2 separate regions of the Homo sapiens genome follow, and region 2 is linked to region 1. The links are chromatin loops, found by intact Hi-C in ENCODE. Cell type or tissue: natural killer cell. All regions are shown on one strand. Links, peaks and the distances in the headings refer to the core of each region. The heading gives the core; the rest is flanking DNA.

Evidence for each region. A loop is a pair of places that touch in the nucleus more often than their neighbours do. Peaks named below come from ENCODE experiments on the same cell type or tissue, not always from the same donor. Only the 100,000 strongest peaks of a DNase experiment are listed, where the experiment ranks them.
Region 2: a loop joins it to region 1, with 5 times the contacts of the local background. A loop is called at or near these places in 11 of 110 quality-filtered maps.

Annotation. Positions count from the first base shown.
Region 1 is chr15:72,305,099-72,320,988 of GRCh38, reverse strand. It overlaps CELF6 (CUGBP Elav-like family member 6), which reads left to right and starts at 832. Exons shown (of 13, transcript NM_052840.5): 1 at 832-1,376; 2 at 5,062-5,144. The coding sequence starts at 1,115. RefSeq lists silencers at 696-745, 806-1,145. In natural killer cell, for the core only: CTCF peaks have their summits at 7,998 and 8,197 (motif pointing left); a DNase peak (open chromatin) is centred at 8,198.
Region 2 is chr15:72,525,058-72,540,947 of GRCh38, reverse strand. The region is part of intron 2 of ARIH1 (ariadne RBR E3 ubiquitin protein ligase 1); the gene reads right to left. Among named protein-coding and RNA genes, the nearest start is that of MIR630, 54 kb to the left of the region's middle. RefSeq lists a silencer at 7,654-7,703. In natural killer cell, for the core only: a CTCF peak has its summit at 7,748; DNase peaks (open chromatin) are centred at 6,227 and 7,737.

The sequences.
Region 1 (15,890 bases), core at 4,375-12,374:
TTTAAATGTTTAGATGCACAGTATGTCGATTTCCATTTCTTATTTTGCGCTGGGCCCAACAAATGTTGGGGTGGGCCTGGCCCTAACATCCTCGACCCTCAGAACCTCAGCTTCCTTTTCCGGAAAAAGAGAACACTCCTGAGTTCACAGAACTGGGATGAACTGGGCACCTGGTGCATAATGGGTTCTGAGTAAATACGGCTAAGTTCCCTCACTCTCCTAAGGAGGAATCCGTGTTCAAGGAGTGTTTAAGGGGTTTTTATTTTATTCTTCCTTTCTTTTTAAGGCTGCAAGGGAGACGAATGTGTCTGAGGCTCAGGGGTAAGAAAGTGGTTAAAGACACCGAAGACAGAGATGTGTGATGGGGCGGGGTGGGATTGGCTCCGAGGGACTGGCTCGATAGTGGGAATAGAGAAGAGGAATCCCCATCCACCCCCGCAGGAAACGCACCAGCGTTTGGAGGTGTGTGTGCCTGCGTGTGCCTGCGTTTGCCTGTGTGTGCCTGTGTGTGCGGTGGGGATTAGCCCCGACTCCGGCAGACACCATCACGCATGACGAAGCTGCTTCCCCTCACGCGGCCCAAGGCGCACACGCGCGATCCACGGCCACGCCCGCACACACTCGACACACACAGGGCATTCGAGGGTCCGGTTGCCATGGCGAGCAGGAGCGCGTGAGCCCAGCCGCCCCCCCCGCCCCCGGCGAGCCCAGTCAACTCCCACTCTGATTGGCGGCTGCTTCCTCATTATGCAAATCATTTGCGTAGACTCGGCGGCCAGCTGCCTGACGTCACCAAGCACGGGGGCTGGGGCTCGGGGCTCGGCTCTGGGAGAGCTCGGGCGGGAGCCCAGAGAGAGCCGCACGGGGACCTCAAGCCAGACCCCAGCGTTCAGCCGCCACCTCGGCCCGGGCCCGCCCCGCCCCGGCCCCGCCCCTTTCCTGCCCGCCCCACCCCCTCTACGCCCCTCCACCCGGACCCCGCCCCCTGGGCAGCCCCCCGCCCTCTCCGCCCGGGCTCCGCCCCCTCCCCCTGGCCCTCGCCACCGGTCCAGGGAGGGGACGGCGGGACAGGCGGGACCAGTGGGACCGGCGGGAGGGCTGACAGGGCGGGGACATGGCCGCGGCGCCGGGAGGGTCAGCGCAGCCCGCTGGCCCCGGCCCGCGCCTGGGTTTCAGCACCGCGGACAGCGGCGTCGGCATGAGCGGGCTAAACCCCGGTCCCGCCGTACCCATGAAGGACCACGACGCCATCAAGCTCTTCGTGGGGCAGATCCCGCGGGGCTTGGACGAGCAGGACCTCAAGCCGCTGTTCGAGGAGTTCGGCCGCATCTACGAGCTGACGGTGCTGAAGGACCGGCTCACCGGCCTCCACAAAGGTGCGCGGGGTCAGCCCAGCCCAGCCCAGCCCCAATCCGATTAGAGTGTGGCCCGACCCCAGCCCAGCCCCAGCCCTAGCCCTGCCGAGAGCCAGTCCAACACCAGTCCAATATCAGCCCCACCTCAGCCCAGCCCCCTTCCCAGATCACAGAATTTTCTCTCTGACATCCTCCCTCTGATTATCACTGTGGTCCCCTAACATGTTCTCCACTCTAACCTCCAAATTCCTGGCCTCCACCTCTCACATCCCAGCAGTCCCTGCCTTTCAATTGGACCTTTCCACCACCTCTCCCATCAGACCTAAAATTCTGGAATTTGAAAACTTATTCCACCTTCTAGATCTCGAATACCCTCAATTTCCCAAACCCTGAGCCCAAACACTCCTGAATCCTCCATCTGGTGGCACCTCACTCAGGCCTAACCACCCACATGCATATCTTGGACTTGCACCCCTCCTCTGGCCTCCTAGTCCGGCCATCCCCCTCAAGAGCCTTCTTTTGACTCTCAGACTGCCAACCTAAAACACCGCAGACCCAAACCCTCCCCTTCTTCAGAACCCAGACCTGTCTAACACAAAATCCAATTCAATTCCCAGGAGGCTCTCAGTTCCAGACACCCCCTCATGTTCAACAACAGCCCCAATCTCTCCTGCCCTTCGCCAGAATCCCAATGCACTCTACCTCTTTTGATTTCAGTTCAGAACCCTGACCTCAGCTGGGAACTCCTGCCACCCTGTGTCCCTTTCTTCTTGGATTTCTCTCAGCTAAATCCACACTTCTTTCCTTCTCTAATCCCCTCACTCCTGTGCCTCTTCTTTGCTCCTCCCCAGTCCTCTTTATGGCCTCTTTCTTTCCCTCCCCTCACAGGCTGGTCCCAGTCCAGGCCCATTCTCAGGGTGAGTCAGGCTGAAGAGACAGAAGGAGATCTTCTCCCTGCCCTTTCTAGAGAGATACACGGTCCTGTTCGGCCACACCCCTTTCTTCCTGTAGAGAGAGGGAGGAGGCTTGTTTACATGCAGAAAAGTCTGTCCAGGCAGGGCTGGAGTAAGAGAGCCAGAGTCACATGTCATACATGGGCAGGAGAAGGGGAGATGATTTGAGAAGGAACACTCTTATCTCCTCCCCCACCACCACCACCATGCTGTGCTTTCAAGTTTTTGCTGGGAAAGAGTCACCAACTATCCTCCATGATCTTCCTAAGAGAGGAGTGGTGGGCCTTGGGTAACAGCTAAAGGTACATTCCTAAGGACTGAGAGCTGGAATCAGACTGCCACCTCTTCAACTTGGAGGCCTCGTAGGGTTCCTTGGCACACTAATGTAGGCACTTCGAGAAAATGCCAATAGAAGAGCTAGGACCATCTGGCTAGGAGTACAGCTTCCACCCTTTGGGCTGGGATTGTGTTAATGGGTGTATGAAAGGACAATACCTCACCATCTAGAGTCCTTCTAATGCACTCCCACTACCTGCCTGTCTGTCCATCCCTCTGTAGTAACTCATTTTCTTATTTTTAGACATTGATTTCAGGATGTACATACAAAGCTAATCTTTGTAGGCCATCCGTACAATAAGGGAAGTGTATAGAATACCCTTAAATCTCACTCTTCTCACTATCAGTCTCTGAACTGTTCCCTCATCCTCTCTCTTTTCATTTAGCTCTAATTCTGCCTGTTATTTTCATTCATCTGTCTCTCAAACCATGCTTCTCTGTCTTTTCTTCCCTTCATTCTTCCACCCTCTATCCCGGCTAGTCCACATGGGGCTTCTTTAGGCAGCAACTGGGCCCCTGAGCCTTTCAGACAGGCAACCTGCCCGGTTTGGACGTCAGGTGATATGGGTTGGTAGCAAAACACAGAGCAGGGATGTAAGTGGAATCAGGTGTTTGGTGATTTATTTCCAAACTAAATCACAACTCTCCAAGGCAAGTGTTGCCTTCCAAGATGATTGTAGAGGGTCTCCAAGTCAACATCTTCCTCATCCTCTCCCCAGAAACAGTGACTCATTTTCCTTTTGATGTCTGGGTACCGAGGCAGGCAGCCACAGTGCTTTGAAAACAACCCCAGCTTGGGAGTTAAGACATTCCAAATCCTGCCCTGCCACTGACCCACTCTCTGGGCTTCAGTTTCCCTGTTGATGTGATAAGAGTTTTGCTCAGTTCTCTAAGTTCCCTTTAACTCAATGAATGTCCGGCAATAAACCCATCTTAATGGGGCAGCCCTGTAGAAGAGGCCAGAAAAAAATGTTCCCATTTGCCTTTCTAATCTGCTGAGGTCTAAGTGGAAATCTGCCCCAAGTTCCTAATGGCTCACCATATCCACTTTCTCCTCCTTCAGTCCTTCTCCCTCCTACACTCAGAATGCTCCTTTTGAAAACAGATCTTATCATCTCACAGATCTGCTTAAAACCCTTTAAAGTGGCTCTCTATTGCTCTTAGGAAAAAGTTCAAAATCCAACTGAGGCCCACAAGGCTACATATGACTTGATTCCTGCATATCTCACTAGCCACTCTGCCCCCATACACCAGCCTCCAGCCACACTAACCTATCCATTTCCCCAACACACCAAATTCTTGATTCAGTCTTCATATATGCTTTTCCCTCTGTCTGAAATAATCACTGTCCTTTTCATCACCTGATTGTTAAGGACTCAGTGTTCTTGTTCTCGAGGACTCAGTGCCTTCTTTGAGACATTACTCAACCCTTTGGACTTGTTTAGGGGTCCCTCATGATTTGTCTAATCCCCATGAGGGCAGGGAATGTGTGTCTTGTTGCCACTCTATCTCCAAGGTCATCAAAATGCCCCACCATAATAAGTAAGTGTTCAATAAATATTTTCTGAATGAATGAGTGCTCAGTGGCTGTTGGAAAGGAGGAGAGTGCTGCTTCAGTGCTTCCTAGCAGGCTACAGGTCCTGAGGCTGAACAAACAGAGGGCTAAACTTGACCCTTTGGCTCAACCTAGACCTCTTCGCTGACCCATATATGCTGGCCCTTTTAGAGGAGCCAGATTTGAGGCACAATAACTCTTTAAGAGGCCCTACCTCAAAGCCCTAGGAGGGTTGACAGATCAAGATCCTTGAACAGGATTAGGGGGTCCCTGGAAACTCCCACCTATGGGAAGCCCTTAAACCAATCCCATCTTCTAAGTCTCAAATCAATCCATTCCCCAGCTTCAAACTTAGGGGAGGGAGACATGGACAAGAGCTGGGGGCTCCTGGGGTTGGCTCCCAATCCTTCTTTTACTCTTTTGCCTCCTCCCATCCGAAACTGAGTTGGGAAGGAATTGAGGCTGATCCTGGGAGACTCCATGAGTCTGAATCCAAAAAGGAAGGGGAAGTCTGGGTTAAAGATGATGATAAAGCTGCTTAGGGAGGTTTAACCCCAACAGGACTTGTGACTGGAGTGGGGAGGGGAGATGTGGGATTGTATGCACATGTGACTGGGTGTGGGCACATATGTTCTCTGGGCAGGATGCCAGGAGCAAATGAAAGGGAGCCAGAGCCTGGGACACTGGTCCCCAGGCACATGAAGCCCCTCCCTCCAGAGGTGGGAGGCAGAGAGGGCTTCTCAGAAAGCAGAGTCCTTGCTTAAAGGAGAGTGGCCTTAAGTTTGTCAACTTAGTGGGGTATTTCGAAGAAGAATAGTTGGGGGTTTCAGGAAACCCCCTGAGCCAGCCTCTTCCTCCTCAGGCTGTGCCTTCCTCACCTACTGCGCCCGGGACTCTGCTCTCAAGGCCCAGAGTGCACTGCACGAGCAGAAGACCCTGCCAGGGGTAAGTCCTCCAGGTTGGGGGGTGGGAATCACCTCAGGCTGGGGACAGTGCCCTGTGTGCATGCCAAAGCAGCATGTGGGGGCTGGGTTGGGACCGAGAACTAGAAGCAGAGTCATCTTTCTAGGAGAGGGCTTCCTGTACCCTGAACAGCAACAAATTCTTTGTTACATCCAATCTTCTGGCTCAAAAAAGGGGCTCAAGATCCTTGGGCCAGGCGTTCCACCCATCTTTTAGGAGAGGCATCAGTGTTGAGGGCTAAGCTAGAATTTATTCACCTTGGTAAAATTATGGCTTTGGGTGTCTCTTGTCACTGGTGTGAGCATGTATGCAGATACATGGGGTAGAGGTTCTGCTGGACTGGTAGCCCATTTTCTCTAGTCCTAAGGTCCTTGCTGGAACTTCTCTCTAGTCCTTTTCCTGTAATGGTTATTTTTGGTGCCTTGACTCACTAAGATTGTCTTCCCTCCACACTGCAAACACTTGGCTAAAGTTAGGGGAGACCTGATTCTACAGGCAGCTTGGCTTGTAGGCACCAATGGTACCTGGTCTGGTCTTGGCTAATGGATAATCAGTCAACAAAAGGCAAGGTGGGACCTACTGACCATATGGCAGAATAAAGGGGTGATCGTTAGTAACTAGCATGGGTTTACCAAGAGCAAGTCATACTATACAGCCTTGTTTTCTCTTGTCCAAGAAGCGGTGTGTCTAGAACAGAGCACTGTTTAAATGCCATTCACAGGCCAAACTTGGGACTATGTCCAGTTCTAGGCCTCTCAAATTTAAGAGAGTCGTTTGTCTACAAGAAAGAGACGAGGATGAAGTAAAGACACAAGATATATTTGGAATAATAGTTTGGAAGAGTTGGGATGATTTAACTGGAGGAGATAGGGCTTAGAGGGACTTTAATAGGGAGGCATCATAAGCTAATAATTAAAAATACTGGTTTTTGAGGCCGAGTGCGGTGGCTCACGCCTGTAATCCTAGCACTTTGGGAGGACAAGGCGGGCAGATCACCTGAGGTCAGGAGTTCGAGACCAGCCTGGCCAACATGGTGAAACCCTGTCTCTACTAAAAATACAAAAATTAGCTAGACATGGTGGCAGATGCCTGTAGTCCCAGCTACTTGGAAGGCTGAGGCAAGAGAATCACTTGAACCTGGGAGGCAGAGGTTGCAGTGAGCCAAGATCATGCCACTGCACTCCAGCTTGGGCAACAAAGTGAGACTCAGTCTCAAAAAAAAAAAAAAAAAAAAAAACACTGGGTTTTGAGTCTCACAGACCTGGATTTGAATCCCAGCTCTGCCATTTATCAGTTCTGTGTCTCTGGGCACGTTACTTGGACTCCTGAGCTTCAGTCTCTTTAGATATGAGGAGTGGGTTATACTAACACCTAGCTCGCTTGGCTGTAGTGAGGATTACTTGAGGCTTAGCAAGTGCCTGGCACAGAGTAAGATCTCAATAAGTACTACTGTTGGGGTTGGGGTAACTACCTTCAGATTCTAGAAGAGGGGTTTGGTTTTCTATGAGTGATCCCAGAAGGCAAGATTCGGATCAGTTAATATAATAAGAAATAGGCACTGATTTCAGCTCAGTATAAAGAAGTCACTTCTCTGAATTGGAGCTACCAAGCAATGGAGCAAGCTTCGCCAAGAGCTAATCAAGCTGTTAATGGGGTGACAGCTCCTAGAACCAAGCACAGTAACTGAAGCACCTTTAGCCTCACTTTTGGGGACTAAGTGCCAAGTAACACCAATTTGTCACCATCACTGGTCCTCTGTATGCAAGCTCCTGAGTCAGAGAGACCTGGGTGTGGATCCAGGCCCACCACTCACTAGCTTTGTGACTTTGGGCAAGTCTTTACTGCTAAGCCTAAGTTTCCTCACCTGTAAAGTTAAACTCATAGGGTTGTTGTCGTGGTTAAATGAGCTAAGTCATTAAGTGAACTAAAGTACTCAATGCTGTTCTTGGCAGAAAATAAGCACTCGATATGAGTTAGCTGGTGGTAGTAGTGATAGTAACAGTAATAGTAACAGCAGCATTAGTAGGAGTAGGAGTAGAACTCATCATTCATCTAATCATGGGAGCAAATGACTTCTGCTTCTAGAACTGAGAGTCAATGAGACAAGCTGTAACATTCCATGTGGGAAACAGCATGGTAAAGGTGCAGACACAGAAGGAACAGGTGGGTGTGAAATGCGGCTGGCACTGTGGGGGAGGCCCACGTGAGCATGGAGGGAAGCTGGAGGGAAGATCTACAGAGGGCAGCAGTTGAAGATGAAACTTTGAATGCCAGGCTTTACCCTGAAAGGAAATGGGAGGTCCCCCCCAAAAAAATTAAGATAAACTTTGGGAGGAAAAAAATCTCTCCTCCACAAGACACAGGGCTCTGCCCAACTAATTTTTGTAATTTTAGTAGAGATGAGGTTTCACCATGTTGGCCAGGCTAGTCTTGAACTTCTGGCCTCAAGTGATCCACCCACCTTGGCTTCCCAAAATGCTGGGATTACAGGCATGAGCCACCGCACCAGGCCTAAATAAGGTATTGTTATTGGCATTCCCATTTTACAGGTGAGAAAACTAAGTCATAAGAATCAAGTGACTTGCCCAAGGTCATATAGTTAATAATGGGAAGATCTGGACTTTGGGCCCAGCTAATCTGGCCCTAGAACTCATTCACTTAACCACTGTACTGTGACCTGAGACAACCAGGTAGCAGACAGGGGTCTTAGGTTCTAGAGAGAATGGTGACTGGGGACATCTTCCCCCTCTCACTGTTTCATCTGCAGGTCTCCAACATGGCCTGGCTTCCTCTGATACTGTCAGGATTGGCTTTATTCACCCTCTCCAGCTTAACAAAGTGAAAATTAATATTTAATTATTCTCCTAAATGAAAATCAATGGCTGTGTTGGCCAGCCCCAGCAATGCCTGTGCCATCAATCTTTCCTCTGGGCCTGCCAGGGACAGCAGCAACTTTAGTCGCCTGGCCTTAGGCCCACCAGCATGGAGGAGGAGTGCCCAGCTCTCTGCTGCCATTGGGTCCTGAGCACAGCTGCCACCTGCTGGAGAAGCAGGGACAAGACTTTAATCTGAATTCCTGCTGGCATCAGGCAGGACTGTCACCATGGGACCAGAAAAGGCTAGGTCAGCCCCCAGAGAGAAAAGTCTGAAACCCTAGGGGGAATTTCATGGTTTGTTTTTTGTTTTTTGTGTTTTTTTGAGACACAGCCTCATTCTGTCACCCAGGCTGGAGTGCAGTGGTGCCATCTCAGCTCACTGCAACCTCCACCTCCAGGGTTCAAGTGATTCTCCTGCCTCAGCCTCCCAAGTAGCTGGGATTACAGGCACCCATCACCGCGCCAAGCTAATTTTTTTGTATTTTTAGTAGAGACAGGGTTTCACCATGTTGGTCAGGCTGGTTTTGAACTCCTGACTTCAAGTGATCTGCCCGCTTCAGCCTCTCAAAGTGCTAGGATTACAGGCGTGAGCCACCACTCCTGGCCAAGAATTTCATGGATTCTGATTGACTAAGACCTTCTTTTGCTTGGCTCCTCTCCATTTGTCCCCTGCCAATTTCTGTCCCCTATGAAAGCTTGCCTCCCTATTCGAGAACTCCTTCAAACCTTGGTTGGTCTGTCCCACCTGGCTCCCACCTCCTGCAGCCTCTTCCTGATGAAGCCAGAATTCCTTCTTTTAGCCTCACTTTATGCTCCAGAATCCACCTGAAGAGGGTGAGGCCTAGCCTCAGCCCCACTTACGAGATGCATAAGGTGCCTCCCTATTTGTTTATCTCCCTGTTCCTGACTTCCCTTTCTTTGGGAAGCCATCCCTTCAAACGCTGTGAAGAAGGCAGATGTTACTGAGTAGGGGAGTACATTTGCTTTTGCAAGTTGTGCCCTGCACAAAACAGCTTGGGTAGAGAGGGCAGATGGGGGCAAAAATCCAGCCATGCTCTATTGACTAAGTCATGCACATTATTTCAAGGCTTTGTCAGCCCAGAGGAAAGGGCACATTTTTTCTCATTCATCCCAGGGTTGGGGAGTGCCTTTTTATAATTTACAGAAAGGCACTGTATGTGCTAGCAACCACTTCATGAATGAGTCTGAGTCTTTGCCCTCAAGATGCTTCTTAAAAATGAGTCTCATTGGCCGGGTGCAGTGGCTCACGCCTGTAATCCCAGCACTTTGGGAGGCTGAGGCGGGCGGATCACGAGGTCAGGAGATTGAGACCATCCTGGCTAACACAGTGAAACCCCGTCTCTACTAAAAATACAAAAAATTAGCAGGGCGTGATGGCGAGCGCCTGTAGTCCCAGCTACTCGGGAGGCTGAGGCAGGAGAAAGGCGTGAACCTGGGAGGCGGAGCTTGCAGTGAGCCAAGATCGCATCGCTGCACTCCAGCCTGGGTGACAGAGCGAGACTCTGTCTCAAAAAAAAAAAAAAAGAAAAAAGGTGAGCCTCATTGCATCTCACTCAGGCATACATCTGGGCAAGTAAAAGAGAGACCAGAATTGGGGAGGGAGTCCCAGAGTCAAACCGTAAAGGAAAAGGCCGGGTGCGGTGGTTCACACTTGTAATCCCAGCGCTTTGGGAGGCTGAGGCGGGCGGATCACTTGAGGTCAGGAGTTTGAGACCAGCCTGGCCAACATGGTGAAACCCCGTCTCTACTAAAAATACAAAAATACAAAATAAAAATAAATAAATAAATAAAGGAATAAAGAAAAGAATAAAAAGAAATGGGGAGGGAGTAGATGCTTTGCAGAGATGTTATCTGAGCTGAATCATGATCATATTTTATCATATTTGAGGATCTAGAAACCTAAAAGACAAGAAAATTTGGGGACAGTGTGAACACTGGCAGGGAAGGTGTCTAGCAAAGATAGCTAAGGCTCCACATGAGTAGAGAGAATCGTGCATGTTGGGCAGCAGTGGAAGAAAGACTCACAAGTTTTGACAGCTAGTCTTAGAATCTTGGGCTTTAACAGGAGGCTTGCAATGGGGGAACAGAGGTGGATTTTAAGCAGAGAAGAGTAAGAGACTAGGTTCAAAAGATTACTCTGGGCCAGACATAGTGGCTCATGCCTGTAATCCCAGCACTTTGGGAGGCTGAGACTGGAGGATCGCTGAGCCCAGAAGTTTGAGACCAGCCTGGACAACATAGTGAGACCCCGTCTCTACAAAAGTTTTTTAAAAATTAGCCAGGTGTGGTGGTGTGCCCCTGTAGTCCCAGCTACTTGGGAGGCTGAGGTGGGAGGGTTGCTTGAGCCCTGGAGGTCGACGCTGTCTCAAAAAAAAAAAAAAAAGATTACTCTGGCTATGGTGTGAAGAAGGTTGGGTTGGAAAGGAAGCAACACTGCAGGCTGGATGACCCTTTAGTGCAGTGTTGCTTGAGTGTGGATGAATGGTGATGCTGGCCTAGAGCTGGAGATAGGCCAGGAAAGGAGATAAGAGGTTAGATTTCAGAGCTGTTTAGGATATCCATATAGATTCTAGAACCAATGGGACTTGACAGTGGGTTGAATTAGAGGAGGGGGGTGAGGTAAAACAAAGTACTAAAAATTAGAAAGTTTGGTTTTTTTCTGTCCCACTCTGCCCTGCACCTCCTGACACCTTTCCCAGACCTACCAGTGTTCCCTTCCTCAAGAAGGTTCTGATAAACTCTTCCCATGGAATGGGGAGTGCTGAGGGTGTGAGTGCTCAGTGAAAAGAATAGTTGGCATCAGGGCAGAAGAATCTGAAAAGGGCAATGCTGAGCCCAAAGGGAGGAATTTTAGACAAATCAGGGCAGAGAGTTAGGTAGGGTTTTGCTCTCCCTTCTGCTCACTGGGGCAGAAGGTCCAGGGCCCTGTGCGTGTCTGTGCGGCCTCTGACCTTTCCCACTCCATTGCCTGGAATAGGTTGTTCTCTCTGACATTCTATCCCTTGAATTCCCCTCCAGGGCTGGGCTCTGAAGCAGACATGGGCCTGGACTCCACCTGGGAAATTCTTAAGGGAACAGGTGCTCAGCCAGGGCAAGAGCTCACCTGAAGTCCCAGGACAAGTTTTTGGCCTGGGAGGCAATGTCCTCTTTTCCTCAAGGGGGACTCCTGATTACGTCCTGATTATCCCACTGCCATGTCCCTCCTCTGCCCATGGCAGGAACAAGATATATATAATAGGTTGCCCAGGAAGCTCATGGGGGCAGCTCTCTTTCTCCTCCAGCCACACATAACATGCCTAAATCCCAGGTGTCCTCCATCACCACTGCTCTGTGGGGACTGAAGGCTCAGAGCCCTGCTCTCCCCAACTCTGTTCTTACTCTCTTGGGTTCCTCCCCTGGGGACTTCCTTGTACCCCCAAACTCCCAAACTCCCACCTTCCCCAACTCCCAAGCGATGAACCTGAGGCTCAGCCAATATGCCCTCCTCTTCCCGGGTCCACATATCCAATAGAACTATAGCCCAGTTAATTCTTCCTACACATCTGTTAAATCTGTTCATTTCTTTCTATCCAGGTCACATTCACCTCTCACCTGTGCCACTGATCTTCTTGCCTCTAATCACTCCTTTTCCAATCCTTTCTCCACATAGTGACAGCTTATGGGATCCTTCATAAGACAAAACTGACTAGATGATTCCTCTACTTAAAACCCTTTCCTGTCTGGGCATAGCGGCTCACACCTGTAATCCCAGCACTTTGAAAGGATGAAGTCCAAGGATCGCTTGAGCCCAGAAGTTTGAGACCATCCTGGGCAACATAGTGAGACCCAGTCTCTACAAAAAATTTAAAAATTAGCTGGGCATGGTGGCATGTACCTGTATTCCTAGCTATTTGAGAGGCTGAAGTAGAATAATCGCTTAGCCCAAGATTTGGAGTTTGCAGTGAGCTATGATGGCGCCACTGTACTCCAGCCTGGGTAGCAGAGTAAGACCACAGGTCAGGAGTTTGAGACCAGTCTGGCCAACATGGTGAAACCGTCTCTACTAAAAATACAAAAATTAGCTGGGCATGGTGGTGGGTGTCTGTAATCCCAGCTACTCAGGAGGCAGAGGCAGGAGAATTGCTTGAACCTGGGAGGCGGAGATTGCAGTGAGCTGAGATCGCGCCACTGCACTCCAACCTGGGTGATAGAGTGAGACTCAGTCTCCAAAATAAATAAATAAATAAAAATGTTTAAAAAAAAACATTTAAAAATCCTTCCCTCCCCTGGATCCTCATTGCCTTTGAAATACAACAAAGTCAAAAGTCAAAATTCCTTGATGCGGTTTTCACAGCCTTCCCTAATCTGGCCCTTGCCTACCTTTCAGTTTCATATCCTTAACAACAATAACAACAACAAAAACCGGCCAGGTGCGGTGGCTCACACCTGTAATCCCAGCACTTTGGGAGGCCGAGGCAGGCAGATCACCTGAGGTCGGGAGTTCAAGACCAACCTGACCAACATGGAGAAACCCCGTCTTTACTAAAAATACAAAATTAGCCGGGCATGGTGGCGCATGCCTGTAATCCCAGCTACTCGGGAGGCTGAGGCAGGAGACTTGCTTGAATTGGGAGGCAGAGGTTTCGGTGAGGCGAGATTACGCCATTGCACTCCAGCCTGGGCAACAAGAGCAAAACTCTGACTCAAAAAACAAACAAACAAAAAAAAACAATAACTTTTTATATCTGAGGTATCTACTAAGATCTAGCAGTTGTCATTTTCATCACAACGCTGCAAGTTAAGATCATGATTCCCTCTTCACTAGTGTGGATATTGAGGCTCAGAGACCTTAGAGAAGCAAGTGGTAGAGCCAGGATTGAAATCCACATCTATCTGCTAGGAAGCAATTTGCTCTACCATGGCTACTCCCATGCCAAGTGCTCACTAGAAACTTTGCTCCTTCAGGCTTGCAGCTCCCTGTCCGTACCCTAGCCATTGCAGCTCCCTGTCCGTACCCTAGCCATTCAGCGTGCTCAGCCACCACTCCTACCTCTCCTATTATCTCTACATGGCCAATGACCCCAGTCCTGCAAGGCTCAGGTCAAACATTGCCTCTTCTATGCAGCTTTCCTCAGTCAACCTCTTCAGCTGGAGTCTGCCTCTTCCACAGCTCTTGACCTTGCACTCCCCCGAGGCCCTGGTCCCTCTGTGCCTCACTATTTGTGTTCATGCCTTAAGAATGGATTTGAGCAGCACTCCAGTGCAAAAATCATGGGCTTCAGCCTCAGACAGATCTGGGGGTAAATCCCAGCTCAACCACTTACCCACCATGGGATCTTAGACAAGTGATTTCACCTCCCTCAGCCTCAGCTTTCTCATCTATGATATGGGGACACTTGTATTCCCTTGAAGAGTGGTTGGAAGGATTTAGAGACAATGTATGTAAAGTGTCCCAGGAAGGGCCTGGCACAGAGTGGGCTCTCAGGAAATGGTAACATTATCTTCCCCTCTGCGAGCCTATGAAGAGAGGATCCCCATACAGATCATCACTGTCTCCCACGAAAGGCTGCCTGGGGCTCATCACAGAGTTCAGGAAATGCTGGCAGCATGCCTGGGTGGTGGGAGGCCTAGGTCAGGTCCAGGGGGGAACATGTATGTACCACCCGATGCCCACTCTCTGTTGAAGGGTGGGGAAGTGGGTGGGAGGAGAGAAGGTGGCGTCCCCCAGAGCACCATCTCCCAGGAAACCCAGCCAGGGAGGCAGCTGCCATGGAAACTGCTGCTGTCACGTGTGCTCGTCACTCTAGGCTCCAGAGAGAAATTCTCAGGATCTATTTAAGAACTAATAAAATAATGATGGTCTTGCTCACCCTCACTGCCCCCCACCCCAGGCTTCTACTCTTTTGGCCTTCTTCCCTACCAGGCTCCTCCCTGCCTCTCCTGCACCCGCTTCCTTACCCTTCCTCTCCTCATTTCCTTCCCCTCTCCACCAGTAACTCTCTTTCCTTGCCCCTTTCTAGAACTGTCTTTCTCTCACATCATTTCTGTCTGCCAGTGTTTCTTCATCTCTCCCTGTGTCTCTGCTCTCCATGGCTCTGTCTCTTGGTCTTTCCTCCACAATCACAGGTGGCCATGCCCAGGGACGGGTCCTGTCCTCCTGGTCCCTGGTCCAGGCCAGTCCAGACCTGTCAAGCTCGCCCTGATCTGCTTGGATTGATCTGTCATCCCCTCTAGACTGCAACCTGAGTCCTGTTGGTGTCTCCGCCCCCACCCACAGCCTGGTACACTGCAGGTGCTCCACCACCAGCGGGTGGGTGTGTCAGAGCCCTGGGTGGGAGGGGAGTTGCGCTGGTTCAGACTTGGCCTGTTCTCTTTTCCTTTTTTTTTTTTTTTTTTAGTAAGCCCTCCCTGCCCCTCCCACCCCCAAATTTGATCCAAAGGAAATTGCTCAACTGTGACTGCCAGGGCGTTACCATGGTTACTGGGTAGCACTTGTGGCTATGGTAACAGGAAGCTGCCTGTTGTCTCGGCAACGAGCAAATTGGTAAGGGATGGAGTGGCCCCTGATTGGTGCAGAAGCAGAGCATTTCCTGAGGGGAGGGGGTCAGATCATCACCTTCTCAGGCCAGATGGGCATCAGTACCCCTTCCTCCATGAACGGGAAGGCCGCTGTTTTTCCCTCCTGGCACTCAGCTGCCTGCCCCCCAACAATAATTCCTCACCTCCCACGCACCCAGCTCTTGGCAGTTTACAAAGACCTTTTGCGTCCCCATTACCTCATGTGATCCCCACAACACCCATGAGAGGAAGGTGAGATGGGGATTCAATCATGAATTCACTCAGGGTGGTTGGGGGATGGGGATGTGGGGGCGATATATTGAAATCACCTAGGAGCGTTTTCAAATTATGCAATACCCCAACTTAAGAGCCTCATCTGGTTCCTGGGTGATTTTTATCTACACTTCCTCAGGAACCCCTGAATTAAAAGATGAAGTTGGTGGGAGCGGGGAAGGGATGGAAGGAGAAGTCAAGCTGCTTTCCAGGCTTATAGCTTGGGTGACTGGGAGGATCAGGTTGGGGCAAAAAAAAAAAAAAACAAATGAGCTCTCGTTTGGGTGTGTTGAGTGAAGGCGCCCGTGGGACTTTCTAGTGGGGATGTCCAGCAGGCAGCTGGTAACATGGCTCTGAAGCTCAGAGGAGAATGCAGGCTGGAGACACAGAGCTCTAAGTCATCCCTGTGTGGAGAGGAGCTGAGGCTGAGTGTGGATGAGACTATCCAAGAAAAGTAGGAAGAGCCAGACAAAAAGGGCTGAGAACGGCACCTTGGAAAACTCCAGCATCCTCAGGGAAGGGGACCCTAGGGAGGGGATGGAGCAGGTGAGCGTGGAGACTCTAGTGATACAGCAGCTTGGGAAATGTTTTCCTCATTTGAAAAATTGAATCTGGCCGGGCGCAGTGGCTCACGCCTGTAATCCCAGCACTTTGGGAGGCTGAGGCGGGTGAATCATTTGAGGTCAGGAGTTCAAGAATAACTTAGCCAACATGGAGAAACCCTGTCTCTACTAAAAATACAAAAATCAGCCGGGCCTGGTGGCACGTGCCTGTAATTTCAGCTACACAGGAGAAAAAGAAAAATTGAATCTGAGAAAAGGTGGCTTACTTAAAGTCATACAACCATTAAATGACTAGAGTTGAGGGCAGATAGCACTGAGTCTGATTCCCAGACTCTCATCTAAATGACACATAGCGTGATATTCTCCATTTTAGACATAAAACACAAATCTGCAGTATCAATTCTACCCTCCTTCCCAATCCTCTCATGCAAAGCCTTTAAGTAAGTCCAGAAGCCAAA
Region 2 (15,890 bases), core at 3,181-11,180, 220 kb before region 1:
CATCAACACTTTTACTATCAATCTGAATTCCTGTGCTTTAGATAGCATGTACTGGAGTTTGCAGCATTTTTAAAAATAGCGTATATTGGAGTTAATACCTTTTTTAAAAAAAATGAGTTAGGGTCTCACTATGTTGCCCAGGCTGGTGCACAGCAGTTTTTCACATATGCAATAATAGCATACAGCCTTGAACTCTTGGCCTCAAGAGATCCTCTCGCCTCACCTTCTTGAGTATAGGTGGGACTATACGTGCACACCACTACATGTGGCTTGGAGTTTATAGCTTTTTGATCCATTCTAGAAGCCACCAAAGGAACTTTCAAATACTGCTAAGTATTTTAAATGAAATATGAGTGGGAAGCTAAAAATCCACTCATATTCTTGGGGGTAGTAGGCCCAGAAATCTTTTTCTTTTACCAAAGTTTCATGTATTTGTTCTGATCTGTATTTATTATATGGTCCATTCACCCCTGACTCCACAATGTTTATTTGGAAATTACTAAAATCTAATTTAGTTTTACTAGGAGTGGCCTATGTAATTAATACTTAAATACATTTCTTAATTTATAAAACTTAAATAATACATTGATCATCCCTTTGGTTTTGGTCAGAACTTCCTAAAGCTCTTCCCAGTTGATTACAGTTTTATATAATTTTTTCACTAATTTTTTTTTTTTTTTTTTTTTTTTGAGACAAAGTCTCGCTCTTGTCACCCAGGCTGGAGTACAATGGTGCAATCTCGGCTCACTGCAACCTCCGCCTCCCAGGTTCAACCGATTCTCCTGCCTCAGCCTCCCAAGTACCTGGGACTACAGGCGCCTGCCACCACGCCCAGCTAATTTTTGTATTTTTAGTGGAGACAGAGTTTCACCATATTGTTTAGGCTGGTCTCGAACTCCTGACCTTGTAATCTGCCCGCCTCAGCCTCCCAAAGTGCTGGGATTATAGGCATGAGCCACCGTGCCCGGCCCATTGTTTTTATATCATGTAGCCTTTCTTTCAAGAATGATAACTGTTTTTTGTCTCATAAACTTGATCACCTCCAACTACTTAGACATAATTCTAATGTTTAAATGTGTTCAACTGCTCACTTTGGCCAAAATCCCTTCCCTCCTCAATATTCATATAGAGATAGTGTTCTATTTTCTTGTTACCTGTTGTTACTGAGGAAGTCTGGCCAAAATAATTTTCTCATTTTCTTCTTTCTTTATTCTTGAACTTTAGCAGTTCCACTAGGCTTTATTCTAAGCACTTAACTTTCTCTTTTGAAATGTCATTTGGATATTAATTACCTCAAGATCCTTTAGTTGTTAAGAATATGTTTGGTTTGCATCCAGTCTCTTAATTTGTCCTCCATGTTTACCAGTTGCTACTTACTTCTTTGTCCTTTTCCTGTCTTCCAGACCTATTTTCTGTAATGCCTGCTCTATTTCTTTCTGCTATCAACATGGTTTGAAGTTCTACAAAATCATTATTTATCCTTTCTTTTTTTTTTCTGTTCTGTCAGTTCCCTTTTCACCTTCTGTTGTTTTATCAGTTTACCTCTGATCCCTCATCTCAAGAGTCTTATGTTTAATTTCCTAAGACAAAGCTGATTTCTTCTAATTATGATTGTTTTATTTAAGACTACTGTGCCTGGATAGTAGTCCAGGCATAGAAGAATAGGCTGGATTCTTAACTATCCACACTGTTTACCTGGGCACTATCTGGAAGTTCCTTCAGTTTGCTGGCTTCTATGTAAATCATTGCTTCTGAAAATCAGACCAAAATAAAAAGGAACTGACTCAATGTAAAGCACTGTAGTTGAGGCATCTTTAATGAGTTAACCAAATACTTCTCTCTGCTTCATTGACTTGAAAGAGCTGCAAAGCTTATCCTAGGACTGTGCTTCTCTCCTTCCCTGTAACCCTGCCTATCCTTTTCAGGAAATCATATTGATCAAAGTAAAAAAACAAGCAGCAGTATGGTTTCTCCTTCAGCCTTTCCTTAGTGAAGAAAGGGCACAAGCAGGTTAACACCCATTCCTATGGCCTATATTTCTCTACATTAAGATTTTCATATAGACAATAATCTGTCAATTTAAAAAATATTGGATTTAAGCAGTTTCTCAGTAGATTGTAAATTCTCTTCTCTCCAGGATTATTTCTGCACATTGAGTATATTTACAGAAATACAGCTGAGCAACCTGGTACTCAGACAACTTTCCAGAATATTTGAATCTTAATTTTTCATTTTACTTGCCTGCTATAGAGAAACATACCAAATAATATGAATTAAATTTCAAGGCAGGAAAGTTACAGCCTAAGAGCTCTTATGTCTGGTTGAGGAGAGAGGAAACGGGGCTGGTAGGGATCACCACTGGCTAATGCTTCTTCTTGAATCCTGAGTGACTGTGGCATCACTGCCATTCGAATATTTAATTTTATCTTCAAAGCTACTAAGTCTTCATACTTCATAAAGACCAACAACTATTGGAGAAGTACTAATTCTCACAATAGAATCAGAAAAGCAAAATGTAAAACCAATTTAAAGATATAAAGTAGGCTTTTGTACGCTGTATTCCTTTATTTACTTATTTATTTGCGGGGGAGAGGGAGACAAAGTCTCTCTCTGTCACCCAGGCTGGCTTCATCTCAGCTCACTGCAACTTCCACCTCCCGGGTTCAAACATTTCTTGTGCCTCAGCCTCTGGAGTAGCGGATTACGGATGTGTGCCACCACTCCTGGCTAATTTTTTTGTGATTTTAGTAGAGATGGGGTTTCGCCATGTTGGCCAGGCTGGTCTCAAACTCCTGGGCTCAAGTGATCTGCCCACCTCAGCCTCCCAAAGTGCTGGGATTACAGGTGTGAGCTACCACGCCCAGCCTCTATGCTTATTCTTAAACTATCAGAGCTCAATCCTCCTATCCAGTCTTTTAATGCTTCCATTATACATTTGCAAGTCAACTAGCTATTGCTATAAGCCTGAGAGGGAGTAAAAATAAGCACACATATGAAAATGTATTAAAAAACACATTATAGGTTATATGTATCCATGTATGAAAATGTATATACACATAACGTTTACTTCTAAATGACCAAAACATTTCTGTTTTAACACTCACATATGGCAGTTTATGGGTATCGGATTGCAATTTCAAAATACTACAAAAGTCACAATTATTCTATACCTTATAGTTCTGACAAAGAACAAAAATCCAGGGTGCCAAAACCCTTCCAAGAACTGCCATTTCAACTCCCCCCAGCCACATTAACCTGTTAATGATGTAATTTTTTTCTACTTTTAGAAAATGTACATTTAAGGGAAAATGTCAAAGGAGCAAAGGAATATCTTAAATTCATTTAAATCATACGAATGAATAAGAACTGCCGTCACATTTATAAAAAGCAAAAGTAACATGAGGTATGAAGATGACTGTCTTAAAACAGCAATACGGAATAATAAGTCATAAAAAATACTAAAATAAATAGTTCTTTCTCTTCTGGGGAATGGGATTGGAACTGAGGGTTTGGAGCACTATTTTTCATTTATAACTCTTGGGAAACTATTGGACTTTTAAAAAATCATGATTGTGTTACTTTGATAAAAAATTAAATTTAAAAAAGGGTTCCTGAGGCAGAATGTAAGTTTTCAAACAAATTAAAAGATATTACTGCATCCTTTGTGGTTTTTAAAGTTATTCTTTCAAAAGAATGTAAGATGACTGGCATAACTACATACCTCTACTAGGTAAGTTCAGAATTCCAAAGAACAAAAACCATCTAAAGGAGTTAAGGATAGAAAACCTTTTTATCCTAAGGAAAGCTTTTAGCCCTCATGTTACAAACAACAACAACAACAACAACAACAACAAAAATGAGAACTCACACAAATCTGTAACAGCTTGCTATAAAAGACTTAGGTTTCTTAAGCTAATCTCTAAAAAAAAATGGGTATTCTATGTAGTTTTTATAGCTAAATATACATACTGCTCATATATTTTTCAGAAAAAGTAGAATACTTTTTGAGGCCATAAGATTTTTCTTATTAGCCTAATTTTTTTTAAAAAGGCATTATAATAAAATAAAACCTAAAAAAACAGCATTGTAATAAAATCTCCTAAGTTTGCTTACTGCTAAGCAAAAGAATGCTTGATAGAGCAGCTACTAATTAATACTACTTCCAAGTGGCAGCACAAAAATCTTACTGCATACTTTAACCTTTTTAGTTCTGAGCCAGGATGAAGGCAGGTGGATTAAGGAACTAACCACAGTGAAACAGATGTTAAGATAACTCTTTCTAGGCTCGAATTCGCAAAACCATAACAGAATTACAATAAACTATGCCATCTTCCAAAGGGATCCAATACCCATTTACTACAGAAAAACCTAAATACCCAAAAGCCAAGTGAACAGTAAATTGACCTCTTACATCCCCCCCATTCAGCTTTTACGATAAAAAATTTTGCTAATCAAAAAGCTTTTTTACATAATAAAATTTTATTGTTTCTCATGAGTTTTAAAGGTAGATGTAAAACTATGCAGGTAAATAAAATTTCAAAAGAAAAAAAAGGCTATGTGCAGTAGCTAGTGAGCCTGTATCCCAGCACTGTGGGAGGACAAGCTGGGAGGATCGCTCAAGCCCAGAGTTCGGAACCAGCCTGAACAATATAGCAAGACCCTATCTCTATTAGAAATAAAATTTAAAAGATAAAAATAAAAGTATGGAGGACATTTACAAAAGAAGTTAATGACTATTCTTTTTCTAACACAGAATGGAGAACATCTGTACAATACAGGCTTTAGAAGACACAGATGCTGGTTTTCACAGGGTGTTCCAGCCACACTACAAACACATGTGTCATCTTTACTGGTGGTTGTCTACGACTTCTGGCTTATGACTATTTCAGTTTTACCAAGATCATCAAACACATAAATTTGTAATTGGAGGTCCCTGGCATTTCAACAATTGGGCAGAATCCAAATGTTATAACTTATTTACAAATGTTCTCTGCCCCCGCCCCACCCCCGCACTCCCAGGAGAAGGTTCAAGATTGTATTACTTTTTCAAAAGAGACTACAGTCCCCAAAACGACAAGAACCATTATTTTTAAAAAACTATTTTTACTTCAAAGAAAACCAAGACAGTGGCTTTTTTTGTCCACCTCTTTCCAAATACGTGCATTAAAGGAAATCTACACCCTCTGCTTAATGGTCTTTTGCTCCTGCTATACATTTTTATCTAGAAAATAAAACACACTACTACTTGTGATTCATGCAACAGTGGATCTCATTCCAACTGAAGAGAAATATCGTTTCTTCAAGTATATAAAAAGAAATTGTCTTTTTATTGTTTTGATAACGATTTTTCAATATATCTAATGCAAGTCCTCAGGCTGTAAAAGTTGAAAGCCTATGAATCAAACAAGTATGTTTAAAATTCAGCTATGTTAAAACAAATTATCCATCAAAACACAAGGTAGTAATATAATTAAGTTCCATTTAACACAGTTCCCTCACCTATTCAGCAACTATATGTAGGAATTATGCTAGTTAGTTGTAATGTCAATTGTTTGGAAGGAAAGAGATGAATACCTGTTTGTAGTATGACATGCTACTTAGCATGCAAGAATGGGAGAAGAATCCTAGAGAAGTACAGAAAACTAACTTCAAGATGTTGAAACAAGTTGGTAAATGTGGTAAGAATACAGACAATAAGGCCGGGCGCGGTGGCTCACGCCTGTAATCCCAGCACTTTGGGAGGCCGAGGCGGGTGGATCACGAGGTCAGGAGTTCGAGACCATCCTGGCTAACACGGTGAAACCCCGTCTCTACTAAAAATACAAAAAATTAGCCGGGCGAGGTGGCGGGCGCCTGTAGTCCCAGCTACTCGGGAGGCTGAGGCAGGAGAATGGCATGAACCCCAGGGGGCGGAGCCTGCAGTGAGCCGAGATTGCGCCACTGCACTCCAGCCTGGGCGACAGCGAGACTCCGTCTCAAAAAAAAAAAGAATACAGACAATAAGAAGACATAGGAGGCATCGATTTGTGATGCACAGAATTGTACGTGATGGCTATGAGCACAACCCCAGAATGAAGTATTCTTGATACGCTCTGATTCTGTACAAAGCTACAGCTCTTAAGATTGAGGCCTGAATAGCAGAGGGCATCCCAAGGAATATACAGTTATAAGCAAAGACATACAGAATGGAGTGAATGTACACAAGGTTTTCAAACCCCAAATCCGGGGAGTATGGCTTTGATGTGGCAGAAACCACAAGGGTAGCAGAGGTTGCTCAAGTAAGTTAACACAATCTAAGTTAAATTTAGGATAGATTTAATATACTAGAGCCTAGGAGAGCAGTGAGAAAAGCTGTCTTGGCAAAATGTAAGTTTACTTGTAGGTACAAAGGAACTATTAATCCTACATGTCCAGGAAAAAAGATGGACCTTCCCTTTAAGACTGATCCTTTTCCTATGTCTGTGTATATGTGTTTTAAAATGATTTTTATTTTGCAATAACACAATCCTAGAGAAGTACATAAACATGCAGCTTACAAACTGTTATAAAACAAACACCAGTATATAAATACCACCCAGGACAAGAAACAGAAGACTGCTAGTACTCTACAAGCCCCCCTAAACGTATGATCACTACCCTGTTTTTTTTTTTAATAATTACACCTAAATATGCATCCTTAAACAATGTAAACTTAGTTTCAACTGTTTTAATCACTGCCCTTTTTAAATAGCTACACCACCTAAACACACATCCTTAAACAATATAAACTTAGTTTCAACTGTTTTTATATTTTATGTAAGTAGAACCATATAGTAGATAGGTATTACTTGGGGTCCTTTTCTTTTCACTATGTTTTTAAGATTTATCTATGCTGTGGCTTGTAGCTTTTGCTCATTTATTTTGCACTGCTGAATAGTTACTATGTCAATATACCATAATTATCTATCTAGTGTAATAGTGATAAACATCTGGGTTGTTTATAGGTTGAAGTATGAATAAATACTGCTAGGAACATGCTTATATATGACTTTTTCTTTTTTTGAGACAGGGTCTCACTCTGTCGCCCAGGTTGTAGTGCAGTGGCATAAAAATGGCTCACAGCAGCCTTGACCTCCTAGGCTCCAGCAATCCTCCCACCTCAGCCTCCTGAGTAGCTGGGACTACAAGCAGATGCCACCATGCATAGCTAATTGTTTAATTTTCTGTAAATACGGGGTCTCACTATGTTGCCCAAGCTGATCTGTAACTCCTGGCCTCAAGCGATTCTCCCATGTTGCTGAGTCCACAGGCATGAGCCACCACCAGTTTTATATATGACTTTCAATGTAGATGTGCACGTATTTCTTTCTATTGGATATATACCTGAGAGCGGAATTATTGGGTCAAAGAAAAAAGAAATTTTTCATATTTCTTTCTAAAGACATTTATTCTAACAATTTACCTCCAGATTCTGATTTTTCCACATGTACAATCACATTGTTTGTGAATACACAATCACATTGTCAGTGAATATTAACAGCCAGGGGCCGGGCCCACGGGCTCACGCCTATAATCCCAGCACTTCTGAAGACAGGTGGATTCCTTGAGCTCAGGAGTTCAAGACCAGCCTGGCCAACATGGTGAAACCCCATCTCTACTAAAAATACAAAAATCAGCTGTGCTTGGGGGCATGGTCCTGTAGTCCCAGCTACTTGGGAGGCTGAGACAGGAGAATTGCTTGAACCTGGCAGGTAGGGGGCTGCAGTGAGCCATGATCTCACCACTGCACCCCAGCCTGGGAGACAGAGCAAGACCCCATCTCAAAAAAAAGAAAACCCCCAAAAACACAGGCATTTCTCTTACAACACTGTATTTTGTTTTCATTTTTTGATGTTCTACTGGCTAGAATCATTTCTAGTATAATGCTGAATTGAACTGGAGATACGATATCCACATCTTGAACTCCCATCTAAAAGGGAAATCTTTTTTAACATTTCAGTGGATAAACTATGATATCTCCTACAAATGTTTCTGTAAGATTTATAAGGTTAACAAAGTTCTAGATTGCTAATAGCTTCTTTTTAAAATCATGAAGCAAAGGCTCCTTGGCATCTCTGAAATGTTTTTCTCATCAATTTGTTCAAGTGACCAATCATGCTGAATTGTTTCAGGTTAAACCAACCTAGCATTCCCAGGATTCACCTCAGGTGGCCATGCTGGGTTACCCTCCTTTTTATATATGTATTGCTGAATTCAATTTGCTAATATTCTGAGGTGTTTCTGTTGTTCCAGTTTTTGTTTTGTGTGCGTGCGTGTGTGTATGTATGGTTTTTTTGTATCTATGTACATAAGACAAACTGGTGTATCATCTTTCCTTGGGTTTTGGTATAAAGGTTATGATATCTTTATGAAGGCAGAAGATCCTATTTTTCTGTTCTTTAGAATAAGGTTGAAGTTACTGTCATATTAAATGTTATGGTAGAACTTTCCAGTATAACCATTTGAATTTCAACTTTTCTTTATAAGAACATTTTAAATTATGGATTTCATTTCTTTATACTTAATAAGGATACAGGTTTACTATTTCTTATGTCAGTTTTGGGAAATTGCCTATTTCTAGGAATCTACCCATTTCGTCTATCAAGTTTGAATAGTTGTCCATAATTTTAAGAGTTTTTTTTTAAACCATCCACAAGATCCTAGTGATACTCTGTTTTCATTCCTAATACTGGTTATTTAGGATCTCTCTTTTTCCTAACCTCATCAAAGTGTCAACGTTATCAGTCTTAAAAAAAAAAAAAAATCTTACGGCTTCTTGATCCCTTCTACTGCATGTTTTCTATTTTATTATATTCTGTTCTTTATTTCTTTCCTTGTATTTTCCCTATATTTATTTTGTTGTTCTTTTCCTAACTTGAGACCTCTAAGCTTATTACTTGAGACTTTTAAGATGAATGCTTAGCTCATTATGCATTTAAGGTTATAAATTCCAAAGTACAACATTCTGCAAGATTTTTCCCTTTAACAGACAAATAGTTGCTTAAATAACAATTATGAGTATTTGAAACTTCAATCAACACTGGCAGAACAAAATGTTGGTTGGCTTTAAAAAGATACAAAAGCTAGGTACAACATAAAACCATTTATATTAATTAAAACATACTGTTTATGAATATATTTTCCATGAACATAGTATTCTAGGTAAGGTTTATTTTCTTTCAAAAGACTGAGGTATCATCTTACTATCACTTTCACTGTTGCTGTTGAGCTGTGCTCTAGAATATTATTATACCTATACTTTCACTCTTTTGAAAGCAGCCTTTCTTGTATCTCATTGATTTAGATTTTTTATTTTTGCTGATTTTGTAGTTTTACTAAGATGTTTTTAAATGTGGATTTCTGGTCAGGCCCAGTGGCTCACCCCTATAATACCAGCACTTTGGGAGGCTGAGGCAGGCACATCACCTGAGGTCAGGAGTTCGAGACCAGCCTGGCCAACGTGGCGAAACCCCATCTCTACTAAAAATACTAAAGTTAACCAGGCCTAGTGGCTCGTGCCTGTAATTCCAGGTACTCAGAAAGCTGAGGCCCTAGAATGCCTTGAACCCGGGAGGTGCAAGCTGCACTGAGCTGAGACTGTGCCACTGCACTCCAGCCTGGACAACAGAATGAAACTGTGTTTCAATAAATAAATAAATAAATAAATAAATAAAAATGTGGATTTCTTTTTACCATATTTCATAAAATCTAAAATGCTTTCGTGCTGAAATTTCATGATCTTAACAGAAGTTGACATGGAAAATTTTTCACGAGTCAAAATTTCAATCTTTTTGGACTGTAAGGTGTCAATAATTGAAAGATGCATCCAGATTTCAGATGTTAAAATGTGAAAAACTGTGTATCTTAGGATCAGTGAAACAAGTAGCTATCACACATGGGAACTGTTATGTTTCTTCAATCTATGACATTTGGGTCTTTTACCAATCTGCAAAATTCTCAGTCATTTTTATCTTAAAATACTGCCTCTGCCACATTCTCTCCTCTCTTTCTAAAACTCAATGAGACCTTCTCATTATATCCTCTGTATTTCTTAATCTCTTCTGTATTTTCCATCTTTTAATGGATATACTTAATTCTGGATCATTGTTTGATTTTCAAATACACTAAACTCTCTTCAGCTTTGTCCAGTCTGCTGTTAAACTATGTCACAAAGTTAATTTTGCTTATTTTGTTTAGTTATAAAAATTCTGATTTTTTTCCAAATCTGAATGACAGCTCCCTGGTGATAGCATACTCATTTTGGTCTAGGTCTGACAATTCCAGTATCTTAAGTTCCAGGTTGTTATGTTTTAATTAGAAAAATAATTTGAGAAAATAGTTTAAGGTCTTAAATAATGTTATTTCCCTAGAGAAGATTTACGTTTGTTTCTGTTATATACGGGGGCTATCTTAACCCAAGTTCAAGGTTTAAGGTTTTCTGGACTACCCAAAAGACATGAAGATCATCTTCAGTCTTTAAGGAGCTAGTGTATTCAATTTTCGCTCTTAGTAGACCTAATATTCCAACTTCCCCCTCTACTAACAAAGGGCAAACAAAACTCACAGCTAAGTCTCTTAGCTACCTCTTCTGGATCAACATACACTGCTAGAGCAACAAGGACTGGAAGCTTGTTTCTCTAAATTTCCCTTGATTCCCAAACTCTCAACCTTGAACCTCTATTTCCTATCTTACTAATTATTTGATAATCTTACTTTTCAAACATGTTTCAGTATTTCACCTAGCCTCTTCTAGTGTATTTAGTGAAAGGAACGGTCAAAATTACCAGAAGTTTCCCAGAGTCTCCTATATTTTGTCTCAGTTAAAACTAATTTTACTTCTCTTTCCATCTACCCTCTGCTATCAATTTAGCTGTCACTATTGTAAGTCAGGACAATATTTTCCTTTTACCTGGATAGTTAAAACAGCTCATTTATTACTAGATTTTTTTCTGAAATAATGCTTTTCCATCACTATTTCTCCATAAAACAACGTTCAAGGGCTTCCCAATAAAGACAGAAAAATTCCAAATTCACTTACTTAAAATTCAAGGCCCTTATAACGTGCATTAAACATTTCCAACCATTTCCCCTCTATTCTTCGCATACTCCAGACATTCAATCTCATAATTGTTCAACATATATTCCTTAAACTTTGTGCCCCACTTAGTTTTGTTTTCTGAGCCTTAAATACCCAGGTTCCCATATCACTTCTGCCCTTCCTTGTCCAATCAAATGCCACACCTCATTACTAAATCCTTTCCCACCTAGGTCAAAAATAAAAATTTATCTCTAAGTACCATGGAGCCATAAAAACTTATCTCTACGTACCATGGTGGTCTATTGTATGATACACTGTTGTGTGTAACTCCTCATCACCAAGCTCCTGCTCAATGTCTTAAACATAGCTGATATTTAAAAAATTCCTGGCAGGGTGCAGTGGCTCAGGCCAAGAGAGGAGGACTGCTTGAGTCCAGGAGTTCCAGACCAGTGTGGTCAACAAAGTAAGGTCCCATCTCTACAAAAAATTTGCTAGGTGTTGTGGTGCACAGTCCTACCCACTAGGGAGGCTGAGGCGAGAGAATCAGTTTGAGCCCCGGAGTTCAAGGATGCAGTCAGCTGTGATCACGCCACTGCACTCCAGTCTAGGTGAGATAGTGAGATAGGGGGAGCAAGAATTCTGTGTTCTTAATCACTGTACTATAATGAGATAGTACATTTGCTTTTTTTTTTTGAGACGGAGTCTCGCTCTGTCGCCCAGGCTGGAGTGCAGTGGTGGATCTCGGCTCACTGCAAGCTCCGCCTCCTGGGTTCACACCATTCTCCTGCTTCAGCCTCCTGAGTAGCTGGGACTACGTGAGCCCATCACCACACGCGGCTAATTTTTTGTATTTTTAGTAGAGATGGGGTTTCACTGTGTTAGCCAGGATGGTCTCGATCTCCTGACCTCATGATCCGCCCACCTTGGCCTCCCAAAGTGCTGGGATTACAGGCATGAGCCACCACACCCAGCCGTACATTTGCCTCTTGCCCTTCACTACTCTCCTCAATAATACGTGAATTGTTTTTTGTTTTTTGTCTGAGACAGGGTCTCACTTGGTCACTCAGGCTAGAGTACAGTGACATGATCACAGATCACAGCTCCACCCTCCTGGGCTCCAGCAATCCTCCTGCCTCAGCCTTCTGAGTAGCTGGGACTATAGGTGTGCATCACCACACCTAGCTAATTTTTTATTTTTTTGTAGAGATGGGGGTCTCCCTATGTTGTCCAGGCTAGTCTCAAACTCCTACGCTCAAGCGATCTTCCTGCCACAGTCAGCTAAAGTTCTGGGATCACAGGCATGAGCCACTGTGCCCGGCCGTGGATTGTTTAAACAGGAAAAATTTCACTGTATTGTAGAATAGTGATAAATGTCATCAAAAAGGCAAGGTTTCTGAAAAACCAAATTTACTTTCACCATCCCTGAGGCTAATTATGAAATTATATATTATTAATAATGTGGCTACAAAAAGTTCCATGTTATCATAATCACATCCAAGTATTAACACTAGTACCTACCCATTAAATGGGTATTAATGCTTCAGAATGAAAAGTGAAAAGCTATTTGTAACAGAGTCCAGGAAAGACTGAAATCCTTCTTCAGGATTCTTTAATTATACCTGTCCAAGTATAATTAAGTTTTATAGGTGGTTAAGTTTTCAACCACCTGTATTTCATCCCACCTCAAACACACCAATTAATTCATTAGCATTTACCCTATATACTACCATACTATCAACTGAAATGAGTTTTTAAATGTTATTATAATTTAATAACCTACAAGAAATCTGAGCTGCAAGAAAGACACTTTTTTTTTTACTTGTTATCAACTTAAAAGTAGCTCCATTGTTGATGCTGTTTCTAAAAGCTCCCAAAATGAAATCTGATTTACATTCATGTCATAACTTCAATAAAATTCTATTACAGAAAAGAAAACCTATAAATGGCTGGATTTAATTAAAATACTTAGTAAACAATGGCTATATATTAGGAACTGCGTTATGTGTAGGAATACAAGAAAAGTAGGATAGTTTCTGCACAAAGAACCTCAAATAGAAGTGGTAAAATACTAAATCAAATAAACAATACAGTGCAAAGCAAGTAGATCTTGAGAGATAAGAAAAGCTGTCTCAGAAGAAAAGGTTAACTTGAGTTTTGAAGGAAAATTAGGAAAAAAGACAGTAAGAAAGGCAAGTCAGGCCTGGGCCAATGACAGTACAATTCCAAAGATGCTCCCTAGAGCTGCACAGTAAACAGAAGCCCTGGGTCAAAACACAATTGCAAAGCTGAGGCAGCAGAAAAATGAATTTGGTGACTGTCACAAAAGTTTTGTACTACTAAAGTGTAATATGAGAACAGACATAAGGATACGGAGATAAAAAAAAAAAGCTAGCAAGGTAAACAGAGGACACAATTCACTTTCCCATCCCTCCAGGTGAGAGAATTCCTCCCAGGCAGGAGCAGGGAGACAGTTTATCAAAAACTCACTACTCAAAGAAGGTTCAATGAGGTAATCTATCAAAGGAGTAAGGAGATATCCAGCTTTCAGACGTTGCAGAGGTATTAGTTGTGGTGTCATATGCCCAATATTGATGTTATCAGCAGTGATACCTGTGCCCAATGGCAGCAGCAACAGTGCCTCCACTAAAATAGTTTGACATTCTGATTTTGGCATTTTCCTGACTGCACAACCTTCACACCTAAGATTCTCAATCTTTAATGTCTATTTCACTTTTAACTTCTTAAAGTTTGTTTATAATGAAAAATCCTGACTGATATACCAAGAAAGGAGGAAAAGGTTCAAGATATGACAGATGAAATAATGGAGGCAATATCCCACAAAAATCATGATAGTATCAAAACCCAGATGGAAGACTTGACAGATAACAGTTGTTGCTGTATTTCTGATTTTATGCTTTGCTTTGCTTCATCTGGAGAGGCATGGAAAGAAATTAGTAATTATAGAAAATTCTATTTAGTTTGTAAAACAGAAGAGAAATTAATCTGCAGAGATTTAAAAAAAAAAAAAAAAGCATTAGACAGTAAAAGAAAGAAAATGACAGTGGTCTGGAAAACTGCTATAATGGATAAAAGAAAAGACCATAAAGTTAAAGGTGTCCTTTCTCCACCAGCTCCGACCTTTGCCCAAAATTTATATCTTATTTAATTTTTTAAGAGTCAGGGTCTTCCTCTGTCGCCCAGGTTGGAGTGCAAGATCAGGGTTCACTGCAGTCTCTGCACTGAAGTGAGACACCCACCTCGGCCTCTCTGGTAGGCAGCACTGCAGGCACACACTATCATGCCCAGCTAAGTTTCCTACTTCTTTTTAAAGGCGGAGTCTCACTGTGTTGCCCAGGCTGGTCTGGAACTCCTGGCTTCAAGTGACCCTCCAACCTAAGCCTCCTGAGTCACTAGAATTGCAGGGTTGAACCACTGTACCTGCCTCAAAATATATTTTTAAAAAGAAAAAATCACATTCATTTTTAGGGTCAGTATAAATTTGTTTAAACTACAGACTAAGAGGCATGGGGCAAACAAGAGGAATAACTGGCAAGGATCTATTTATACCTCTATTGCCCTCAGGGGACCATGGGCACCTCCCTCCAGGGCAGGGACTATGGCTTACTAATGAATAAAATAAAAAGAAATACTAATATGCCTGGTATATGGAAATGACAAAGGAAAAGAAAGTTTTAAAATATTTCACAATTTTAACTAGGATAAGATTTATCTTTAAATATATCGAAATAAGGAGAAATGACACTTTAATACATTCAGTGTTACCCATTAGGAAGCACGATTTTTAAAAAATACGATGTTACAAACCTTATGGGCTATATGTAGACTAAAGGTAGGTATATTGCTTACCTTTTCTTAACAATTCCTAGGATACTAAATACCTACAGGATTACCATATGGGTAACCTCAATTTTTATATGCAAAAAATGTGGAGATTGAACGTGGTGGCTCACGCTTGCAATCCCAGCACTTTGTGGGGCTGAGGTGAGAGGATCGCTTGTGTCTAGGAGTTTGAGACCAGCCTGGACAACATAGCAAGACCCTGCTTCTACAAAAAAATTGAGAAAAAAAAAAAAGAATGTGGAGGAACACAGGGGTCACCGAAGCTACAACTACTTACATTCCATGTTTCTTTTCATTTTCCAAGAGAACTGAAGGAAGAAGTAATGGAAAGGGACTGGGCACTGTGGGTTTTTTTCACTTCTCAGGTGATTTTAATGGGCAATCACTTTAATAGTTAATCAGTCGATTCTTCTGGGTTTCCTAGATTATATACTTTACATATAATTTATCTTCCTTTCTAGTCTTTATGCCACTTATTTAATTTTCCATGTATTACGTTATTTATCAGAACTTCCAATACATTCAAATGGTGGTGACAGCCATAATCCTTGTTTGATTACAATGGGCATGTTTCTGATGCTTCAACATTAACTATAATTTTATTGTAGATTTTAGTTGATACCTTTAATCAATCTGAGAAATCACTTTCTCAGTTTGCTAAGAATCTAGTTTTCACTAAATCACGAGTTAATACACAATTTTATTAAAATGCATAACTGACATTTATTATGATTATTCTTTATCTTCATAAATCTGTTAATGTTGTAAATGTTATAAACGAAAAAATTTTCCCCCGATGATGATCTATTCTTGCATTCTTAGGAGAAATCCTACTAAATTGGCCAGGCACAGTGGCTCATGCCTATAATCCCAGCACTCTGGGAGGCTGAGGCGGGCAGATCACTTGAGTTCAGGAGTTCGAGACCAGCCTGGCCAACATGATGAAACCCCATCTCTACTAAAAATAAAGAAA